Linked DNA regions of Homo sapiens: region 1 is linked to region 2. Evidence: read pairs that join two places in POLR2A ChIA-PET (ENCODE). Cell type or tissue: Panc1. All regions are shown on one strand. Links, peaks and the distances in the headings refer to the core of each region. The heading gives the core; the rest is flanking DNA. Region 1 overlaps DLGAP1 (DLG associated protein 1). Region 2 holds the start of GAPLINC (gastric adenocarcinoma associated, positive CD44 regulator, long intergenic non-coding RNA).

The links. Peaks named below come from ENCODE experiments on the same cell type or tissue, not always from the same donor. Only the 100,000 strongest peaks of a DNase experiment are listed, where the experiment ranks them.
Region 1: POLR2A ChIA-PET joins it to region 2 with 6 read pairs; 3 of 35 experiments call an interaction of 5 or more read pairs at or near these places.

Annotation. Positions count from the first base shown.
Region 1 is chr18:3,780,640-3,786,018 of GRCh38, reverse strand. All of the region lies in intron 5 of DLGAP1 (DLG associated protein 1), which reads left to right. Among named protein-coding and RNA genes, the nearest start is that of DLGAP1-AS3, 95 kb to the left of the region's middle. In Panc1, for the core only: no CTCF peak of the experiment used is centred there; no DNase peak of the experiment used is centred there.
Region 2 is chr18:3,464,574-3,469,952 of GRCh38, reverse strand. It overlaps GAPLINC (gastric adenocarcinoma associated, positive CD44 regulator, long intergenic non-coding RNA), which reads right to left and starts at 3,703. Exons shown (of 3, transcript NR_110429.1): 1 at 3,596-3,703; 2 at 2,657-2,826. All of the region lies in intron 2 of LOC105371965 (a long non-coding RNA gene), which reads left to right. RefSeq lists enhancers at 25-815, 2,513-3,200. In Panc1, for the core only: no CTCF peak of the experiment used is centred there; no DNase peak of the experiment used is centred there; H3K27ac peaks cover 4,195 bases.

The DNA.
Region 1 (5,379 bases), core at 200-5,199, 320 kb before region 2:
GGATGCTGCACCACTGGCTTTGAAGATGTAAGAAAGGGCCACAGCCAAGAAATATAGACTGCCTCTAGGAGGGAAAAAAGGCTGAAGGAAGCCAGCACACTTTACCCCAAAATATGACTGAACTACAGAAGTAGCCTCAAAGTCCTCAAGGTCTCTCTGACCTGCTCCCCTGCTCCCTTTCAATCCTCTGTTTCTCCTAAGGCATAGGGCGAAGCTTTTCTTCGGTATTCTCTTATCCACCTGGGAACCAGACCCCAAAGAGAACCACAGTTGCCTTCCACCTCCCATCCCTGTAAATCTCATTCGCTATCTCAGAAAAGAACACTGAGGATGCAAACCCACCTGGACAGACCTTTTCACAAGACAATACCTCCCAGGTTCATTCAAAATCCAAATTCCATTTACAAGTTAATTTCTGTCTTCTAGGCCCATTCATTCTCCCTAATGATCATTTACTGCCCCTCAAAAGAATGGTCTACATTCCCCCATGTCCCCCTCCCCTAGGCAGAAGGCTTTATAAGATCTGTACTCCACTGAGTTATTGAGTACTCATTCTCCTGCAATTCTCCCATGCTATGCACATTAGAATAAATGTTGCATGCCTTTTTTTCTATTAATCTGCTTTTTGTCAGCCAGTTTTTCAGTGAACCTTCAGAGGGCGAAGGGGATGTTTTCCTTGGGCCCCTACAAAGCAAAGGAACAGGCTGTCCCCTCCAGCATCCGTAAGCAACTCAGCCCTGCTGAGACCTTGACTGCAGCCCTTAAGACCCATTCCAGCCTTCCAGCCTCCAGAACTGTAAGATAATAACTCTGTGGGTTTTCTAAGCCTCTAAGCTTGTGGTAATTTGTTACAGCAGCAACAGGAAACTAATACAGCCTGTTCTTCAAAACTACTTCCATCAGTGGGAGCACAAATGAAGTGAATGAATGCACAACTGCTGCATAGATTATTTAAAAACATATGAGAAGGGAAGCAGTCATTATTTTTCAGTCTGTAAAGTAAGGTGGATTTTTTTTAAAGGGAGAAGTACCTGGGTTTTCATTTTACAAACCCAGAAAAGGCCTTGCAGCAGGAGCGTGGTTGTATGATACAGGGAGCAGCAAGAAGGCCAGTGGCTGGCAGCAGGAGGACAAGGGACAAGGGGTAGAAGACGAGGCCAGGGAGGCAGCCAGAGCCCTGTCACCTGCATGTTTACAGGTTTCACTTGAATTTTAGAACCAATTCTAGAGATTATCTTTGTTTTCTCAATACAGTTTTTAACAAAATAAAATTCTGGCAGCGCCTTTTCCCCAAGGCTCTCGCTCATTGCACTGGATCCAGACTGGGCCTGGAACGTCCCCCTTTTTTCCTCGTCAGGAGCAGTTCTGTGTGGGCACCCCAGGAGCATCGCGGGCGCAGAGCCGGGCAGGGATCCGGCCGTCATCAAGAGGCCTAATCAGAGAACGCACTGACATTGTGGGTGGGTTGCCGTTGATTGGGAGAAAATGTCTTCAGCATTTGGACACCTGAACAGAGGAGTAAAAATAGATTCTCCAGGATTCTTAAAAAATAACACATACACGGCAGACCCAAGTCATTCCAGAGACTATAACAGCTTACGAAAAAGAAGAAGAAAACGGAAAACAAACCTTGATAGAAAAGAAGGCTAGGATAGAGGTTGGTGAGTACCCGGCCCCCAGGTTGTTGCTACACATCGAGACCCAACAACTAGGGGGGGTCCAAGAAAGAAGCAGCCGAGATGAGGTGCCTTGTGCGCCTAAACAGGCCAACTCGGGGGAGCCTAGGATGCAGCACACAGGAACAAACAATGGCTTGGGGGCTGACACTTCTCCCTTCATCGGCCTCCCACTTACACATGGATTTGCAAACATACACACAAACACAATTTGTTTCTTTACACTCTAGTCTGTGCAATGACTTCCATTGTAGACAAAAGACCTCATGCTCAAATTTGGAAATTATGCTTTTGTTGGACACACAAGATCAGCATACAGAGAGAAAAATGAGCCCACCAGCCAGGGGCCAGGAGCAAAAAGCAGACAAAAAGCAGATTAATTTAAGCACTTTACCTCAGTGCTTAAACATCGGTTTCACTTATGAGGACACATAAGATTCTCACCACCACCAGTATTACCCCTCTCGAAATCGCTGTGGCATCCATAGAAAGGGAAAAGCCTTATATTCACATGTAAGCAACTTCCAAAGGATATTGCTTTTTGTAGTAACCACTTTATTTAGATATAATGCACATACTATATAACACACCCATTTTTTAAGTGTACGATGCAATGGTTTTTTGTATCTTCACAGCTGTGCACCACCACTATCAATTTTAGAACATTTTCAGCACCCACAAATCCCCATGCCTATTGGTAGTCATGCCCCATTTCCCTCCAGCCCTCCCCACAGCCCCAGATAGCTCCATTCTACTTTGTCTCTATGGATTTGCCCATTCTGGACATTTTGCACATGTGACCCTTTCTTTCATTTAGCATAATGTTTTCAAGGTTAATCCATGTTGTAGCATGCATTAGTAGTTCATTTCTTTTTAGAGCTGCATAGTATTTTACTGTGTGGAAAACCCACATTTTATTTATTCATCCATCAGTTGATGAACTTTGGATTGTTTCACTTTTGGCTATCATGAGTAATGCTCCTATGAACATATGTGTACAGGTTTTTATGTGGGCATATGTTTTCATTCCTCCCAAGTATATAGCTAGGAGCAGAATTGCTGGTTCATATACTAACTTCATTTATAACCTTCTGAGGAGCTGCCAGACTGTTTTCCAAAGTGGCTGTACCCTTTTTCTTCCCACTAGATGTGTATAAGCGCTCCAATTTCTCCACATCCTGGACAACATATTCTTATCTATCCATTTTTATTGTAGTTGTCTTAGAAGGTGTGAAGTAGTAATTCACTGTGGTTTTGATTTGCATTGCTCAAATGACTAACCATTTGAGAATCTTTGTATATGCTTGTTGGTCACTTGTATATTTTCTTTGGAGAAATATCTATTCAAATTTTTTACCCATTTTGATTGAGGTATTTGTCTTTGAATAATTGAGTTGTAGGAGTTGTTTATATATTCTAGATATAAGTTCTTTATCAGAGATATGGTTTGCAAAAATTTTCTCCCATTCTTTGGATTGTCTTTTCAATTTCTTGAGGTGTCCTTTGACTCACAAAAATTTTTAATTTTGGTGAAGTCCAACATTTAAAAAACAAGAAAAGTCATAATAATTGAGGTCAAAGGCATTTTAAAAGACATTCAAATATAAGTTTGAAAAGATGGGAAGTCACGTTCTTATTTAAAAGAACAAAGAGGAATTGTGCATTGAAGGTCTGTAAAGATGTTTGATAGCTCATCAGTACAGTGAAAACATTTTGGTGGACTTTGGTGAGTCATTGCCATTGCATTTTCTTCCCCCTACCCAGAAAAACTTGGGCCATTCTAAAGGGATTTGGCGTCTCCCTTGAGTTCTTCTGATTTATGCATCATCAACACCTGCAAAGTCTCTCTTCACATGATTAGTCTTTGTTTTGTGCCGAATGCTTCATACTTTAAATCTTGGACCAAGGCCGGGCTCAGTGGCTCACGCCTGTAATCCCAACACTTTGGGAGGCCAAGACAGGCGGATCACTTGAGGTCAGGAGTTCGAGACCAGCCTGACCAACATGGTGAAACCCCGTCTCTACTAAAAATACAAAAATTAGCCAGGCGTGGTGGCACGTACCTGTAATCCCAGCTACTCTAGAAGCTGAGGCAGGAGAATTGCTTGAACCCAGGAGGCGGAGGTCACAGTGAGCCGAGATTGCACCACTGCACTCCAGCCTGGACAACAGAACAAGGCTCTGTCCAAAAAAAAAAAAAAATCTTAGAGCAAAAGTGAACTTTAATGATCATTGAGGCATTCTTTGTGTCTCCACACCAAGATGGTCATTGGGAACAGCTTGGAATACTGTTCCAAGCTTGGAATACTGTTCCAAGCTTGGAATAGAATCTCCCGTAGAGTTTTTAAACAACAAAAAAACAACAATAACAACAACAAGGATAGCTGTATTTTAATCAAATCAAGCATGTTTAATCAAATGTAGCGGTGTGTACCTTGTACCTAGATGAGAAGTAGTTGAATCCATCAAGAAAAGATCTGAACTTGTTGAATTTATAAGAATTTGAACAGCAATATGTTTTTAAAATTTCTACTTTATTTAATGGTATATAATATGTAAATATAGATCAAAATTTGTAAATGCCCTTTGAAAATATAAATTATCCTTTGCTCCCAGCAGGTCCCCTTACGGGTATCTCTGCTGTAGACAATCTTATCTAAGGACACAAACATATACACACAAGGTACAAAATTGAAAGCTGCTGGCTCACGCCTATAATCCCAGCACTTTGGGAGGCTGAGACGGGCAGATCACAAAGTCAGGAGCTTGAGACCAGCCTGGCCAACATGGTGAAACCCCATCTCTATTAAAAATACAAAAAAAATTAGCCGGCATGGTGGCAGGTGCCTGCAGTCCCAGCTACTCGGGAGGCTGAGGCAGGAGAATAGCTTGAACCCAGGAAGGCGGAGGTTGCAGTGAGCCAAGATCGCACCACTGCCCTCCAGCCTGGGCAACAGGAGCAAGACTGTATCTCAAAAAAAAAAAAAAAAATTGAAAGCTGCTACAATTTCTGTCCATTAGTAGGAAAATATTAAGTAAATCATGAAATATTCATGCTATGGGATACTGTGCAACTGCTAAAAATAATGAGGGCCTCTGAATGAACTGACATAAAAAATGTACAAGATAAATTATCTATTAAAAAACAAGATACATAATATCATATGTCTGGTATCTCACACCTTTAACAATCACATATTTAAAAATAAACATTGGGCCAGGCAGAGTGGCTCATGCCTGCAACCCCAGCACTTTGAAAGGCCAAGGCAGGAGGGTCACTTAAGCCCAGGGGTTCAAGACCGGCCTGGGAAACATAACAAGACCGACCACATCTCTACAAAAAACGTTTTTAAAAATTTTTTTTAATTAGCTGGGCATGGAGGTGCATGTCTGTAGTCCTAGCTACTTGGGAGACTGAAGTGAGAGGATCACTTGAGCCCAGGAATTCGAGGTTGCAGTGAGCCAGTGAGCTAAGATTGCACCACTGCACTCCTGGTGGGCAACATATAGCATGACCCTGTCTCTAAAAAATATATAAATAAATCCTTTTCCATATTGATATTGATATTATAAAGTAGGAGAAATACATGAAAGGATCTTGTGGCAGACAGAATAATAGCCTGCAAAGATATCCACATCTTAATGCCGGAACCTGTGAATATGTTACATGGCAAGGAAGAATTAAGATTCCAGTTGGAATTAA
Region 2 (5,379 bases), core at 282-5,281:
TCTATGGCAAACCTTTCACCTAGGCTTAGGATGAGAGGTATCTTATGGAACTTTCACTGATTTCAAATAGCCTACACTGTTACTAGATCTATATGTATTATTTATGTCCTTAGAAAGTTAGAGATTTCAGAGGCTAAAGATATCATCTAATCCAACTCTATGCTTTACTGACAAGAAAACTAGCTCAAAGAAGTTAGTTTACTCCTAGCCACCCAGCTAGTATTATGCTGGCCTAGTGTCATAGTTAGGTCTTCTGGAGCTAAGCTCAGTTCTCTTCCTTCTGTATCGGGGGCAGCTTGGGTTACTGCATATCGAAATCACAAAAAGCAGATTGAGGCTTCTTCAGAGTGTTCTACTTACGTGAGCCCAGAGGGAGAAGGAGAAAGCAAATTGGAGGCTCTGAGTGGTTAGCCCTTTAGTAATAAAGAACCGGTGTTGGGCCAGGTGCGGTGGCTCACGCCTGTAATCCCAGCACTTTGGGAGGCCGAGGCGGGTGGATCACAAGGTCAGGAGTTTGAGACCAGCCTGGCCAACATGGTGAAACCCCGTCTCTACTAAAGATACAAAACATTAGCTGGGCGTGGTGGCACACGCCTGTAATCCCAGCTACTCGGGAGGCTGAGGCAGGAGAATCACTTGAACCCAGGAGGTGGAGGTTGCAGTGAGCCGAGATTGCGCCATTGCACTCCAGCCTGGGTGACAGGGAGAGACTCGGTCTCAAAAAAAAAAAAAAAAAAAAAAGACCTGGTGTTGTTTTCTGCATTATAGGAATGATGCCAGTGGTAAAAAAAAAAATCACGCAGCTTGGTTTCAGGGATGATGATGACCTCATCAGCACTACAACAGCCACCACTATCTCCAGCCTACAGCCCCCGCCTGAAGCCCTCACACTACTTCCTTGTATAACATCATAGGAGAGAAGTAAAGACAGCATTAAGGATCGGGGGAAGGGAACTTTACTGCTGCTGTTGTAAGAAACTGGAGAAAGGCAGACGAGAGGTGTGGGAAATAGGCGAGGCCAGGACCCAGCAGGACCACCTCAGAGGCGGACTTGGGGACAGTCACCTCCCAGGCGGCAAGTGGAAACCGGAGTCAGAACCTGAGCCAGGTAGATTTGCTCATCTAAGATCCAACAATAACATGGATTTGTAGGTCAATCAGCTTTGCTCTAAAACTCTAAAGAGGTTCTACATTGTTACCTCATTTAATCCTCAACAACCTTGAAATTTAGGTATCTGTTTTTTTATATAACGAGAGATGAAGAAGCCCAGATTTAGAGATGCCAAATGACTTGAGCAGCTACAGAAGTTCAATTCTCTTTCCCCTGTTTCCTTAGTGTTTTTTTTTTGAGACAAAGTCTCACTGTTGTGCAGGCTGGAGTGCCATGGCACAAATTCAGCTCGCTGCAACCTCCGCCTCCCAGGTACAAGTGATTCTCATTCCTCAGCCTCCTACTGATGCGTAGCTGGAACTACAGGCATGCGATACCATGCCTGGCTAATTTTTGTATTTTTAGTAGAGACAGGGTTTCGCTATGTTGGCCAGGCTGGTCTTGAACTCCTGACCTCAAGTAATCCACCAGCATCAGCCTCCTAGAGTGCTGGAATTACAGATGTCAGTCACCGCGCCCAGCTCCCCAGTGGTTCTAAAATATCTCCCAATGCAATGTAAAAAATGCATCAATTTTTTAAAATTCCAAACATGGGAGTGTAAGACTCTGGAGCAGAGTTAAGGGAAATGTGCCTGGAAAGGGAAATAAAGCCCAAGGGCAAGTATGAACCTGTCATTGAGAGTAAAAAGGATGAGAGGCCAAGGGCAATGGCTCATGCCTATAATCCCAGCACTTTGGGAGGCTGAGGCGGGAGGATCACTTGAGCCCAGGAGTTTGAGACTAGCCCCGGCAACATAGAGAGACCCTGTCTGTACAAAAATTTTTTTTTTGAGACGGAGTTTCGCTTTTGTTGCCCAGGCTGGAGTGCATGATGCGATATCGGCTCACTGCAACCTCTGCCTTCCGGGTTCAAGCAATTCTCCTGCCTCAGTCTCCCGAGTAGCTGAGATCACAGGCACGCACCACCACACCTGGCTGATTTTGTATTTTTAGTAGAGATGGGGTTTCTCTATGTTGGTCAGGCTGGTCTTGAACTCCCGACCTCAGGTGATCCCCATGCCTTGGCCTCCCAAAGTGCTGGGATAACAAGCGTGAGCCACTGCGCCCAGCCTGTACATTTTTTTTTTTTTAAATTAGCCAAGTGTGGTGGTGTGCACCTGTAGTCCCAGCTACTCAGGAGGCTGAGGTGGGAGGATCACTTGAGCCTGGGATGGTGAGGCTGCTGTGAACTATGATTGTCCAGCCTGGACAAGTGAAACCTTGTCTCAAAAAAAAAAAAGGGTAAGAGCTCAACTTTTCGAAAAAATACCCATGCTATCTGACCTACCACCCTGGCTTAGTAAAGGGTACTGCCATTATGTTTCTAGCTCAGAGTTCTCAATCCACTGCCAAAGCCTCAGTTACTATCACCCAAACCTGTTATCCAGGTGTCAACTTCATGGACAGAATATGTTGCACTTAGCAGCTGCATTACGACAACAGAGTTCCCCGGAACTGAATTGTTGTTACTTCCAGCATTAGACGCAGGCATTAATTTACATATACCTGCATACACATCACTGTAAACGTGCCTGAGTCCAGCTTCTCCTTTTGCAGAGAGATTTGATAGCCCCTGGATGTGGATGCAGGGCTTCACACCTGATGCCTGGGATGATCATCCATAACGCACAATGTGGAAAATGCCCTTCCAGGAAACCAGGCTGCTGTGTGTGAACCTAGTGAGCAAGCATAGAAACAGGAAGGCTGAGATTAGAGCCTGCTCTACAGCGTTTTGATGTTTCCTGAGCCACTGCTGAGGCTCTGAGAGCTGATCAAAGGTACCTCTGCAGGCTCAAATTAACACAGAGTTGGTGAATCAGGCCAGCACCTGCCTGCAAATAGCAGCATATTTCACCAAATCAGGTTAATCTTTTCATCAAGGCAGGAGGTGGCAATCCTTTCATAAAACCTTCACAAGTTAAGTTTATTCCTGTTGTACCTTAGCTTTCTGAAGGAAAAGTAATGAATGGCCTGTTCAATTTTCTTCCCTTGGAGGTACGTATTTATTTTAAAGCTGATCTTTACCTCATGGTGTATACCATTGAAGACCTCCAGCCCTAAAGAACTTGCCTTGTTTCAAAAATGGTGGAGGTTTTGGGGTTGAAAGAGAAGAATGGGAAGGCATTGTCATAAATCTTCACTTTCCTTTTAATGCAGGTGGGATTTATAACTTCAAGTATTTGTATAAGAGCAGTACCTCACCTCTGTTTGGGGAAATATAGCTAAAAAGCCATAATTTTTGCAGAGAGAAAGCAGAAAGGCGCAGCACAGAGTAAACTATAGCCACTGGATAGATCTAAAGATTCTAACAGAGCTCAAATAAAAAACAGAAACTAACTTAAAAAAAAAAAAAAAGGTACTAGCCTAAGGCTGCAGGCTCAGAAAACCGATACCTACAAAGGGAAATGAAATGCATCGAATAATAGATTAAGTGTTAATACTTACGCAGAGAAGCTTCAAAACAGATTTCTTGCCTTGGAGGAGTTCATTATTTCAGGCATTGGCTAGTCATAAGACTTAGGAAACCAAGAGGATGTGTCAGATCCTGCAAGTCTCTCCAAGAAGCAGATGTGGTCACAAGGAAATGGAATGGGGGAGGGGAGGGAGGAATTCGAGAGAGCAGAAAAATAAGTTGAGATATTTGGAAAATAGAGCTTGCATATGATTATCTGCCAAAGCAACCCCCAAATTTTTATTGAACAGTATAATAAAAATGGAGACAGTTCCAAGTTGTTTCATTTCGGGGATAGGGTGTGGAAAGAGTGTGAGCAAACAGAATCACCCCATGACTGGGGGCCCCATTACAGCTGGTAACCACAGACAAGCTGAACTTTGAAGAGTGTCAGTTTCCTCAGCTACACAATGGGAATAACACGTCCCATTAGGGTTGTGAGGACTAAATATGTATATGTGGTATTCAACAAATACAATAATAATATAATAGATAATAATTTAATATAAGGTGTTTGATAAGTACATCTTTTCCTTCTCAAATTAATCCAACACTTTCACTTCAATACTGGGTTTACAGATGATACCAGAAAATAACACTATAATGGAAAGAGCTATTGTTATTTATCTATTTGTTTTTGAGATGGAGTCTCATTCTTGCCCAGGCTGGAATGCAGTGGCGTGATCTCCTCTCACTGCAACCTCCGCCTCCCAAGTCCAGGCGATCCTCCTGCTTCAGCCTCCCAAGTAGCTGGGATTACAGGCATGCACCACCATGCTCTGCTAATCTTTGTATTTTTAGTAGAGATGGGGTTTCACCATGTTGGCCAGGCTGGTCTCGAACTCCTAGCCTCAAGTGATCTGCCCACCTTGGCCTCTCAAAGCCCTGGGATTACAGATGTGAGCCATCACGCCTGGCTGGGCTATTTTTTTGTTTAAGTTTCTTACTTTTATTTTTTCAATTAACAAAAGTATATATTTATGGTATACAACATGGTGTTTTGATATGTGTATACATTGTGAAATGACTGAATCAAGCTGTTAATTAGAGAATTTAAAATAAATGATGTTCTAGATTGTGTAGATTTATTGTACAAGCAGGCTAGGGGAAAAAATGTTTTGTTCGTTTTGTTTTGTTTTGTTTTGTTTTGAGACAGAGTCTCGCTCTGTCGCCCAGGCTGGAGTGCAGTGGCGCGATCTCGGCTCACTGCAAGCTCTGCCTCCCAGGTTCACGCCATTCTCCTGCCTCAGCCTCCCGAGTAGCTGGGACTACAGGTGCCCGCTACCACGCCCGGCTAATTTTTTGTATTTTTAGTAGAGATGGGGTTTCACCGTGTTAACCAGGATGGTCTCGATCTCCTGACCTCGTGATCCGCTGGCCTCGGCCTCCCCAAGTGCTGGGATTACAGGCGTGAGCCACAGCACCCGGCCAATGTTTTGGTTTTTTTTTTGAGACAGTGCCTTGCTCTGTTGCCCATGCTGGAGTGCAGTGGCGCAACCACGGCTCACTGCAGCCTCAAACTCCTGGGCTCTAGCAATCCTCCTGCCTCAGCCTCCCAAGTAGTTGGGACTAAAGGTGCACACCACCATGCCTGGCTAATTTTTAATTTTTTTGTAGAGACAAGATCTCGCTATGCTGCCCAGACTGGTAAGCCCCCACGCTCAGCTGGGAAAAGATGTTGACTAATGTAATACACTTGGGCTTTTCACAGAATCATTCAAGTAAATCAAATTTCAAAATGAAAATCAGGCTAGGCACAGTGGCTCACACTTGTAAT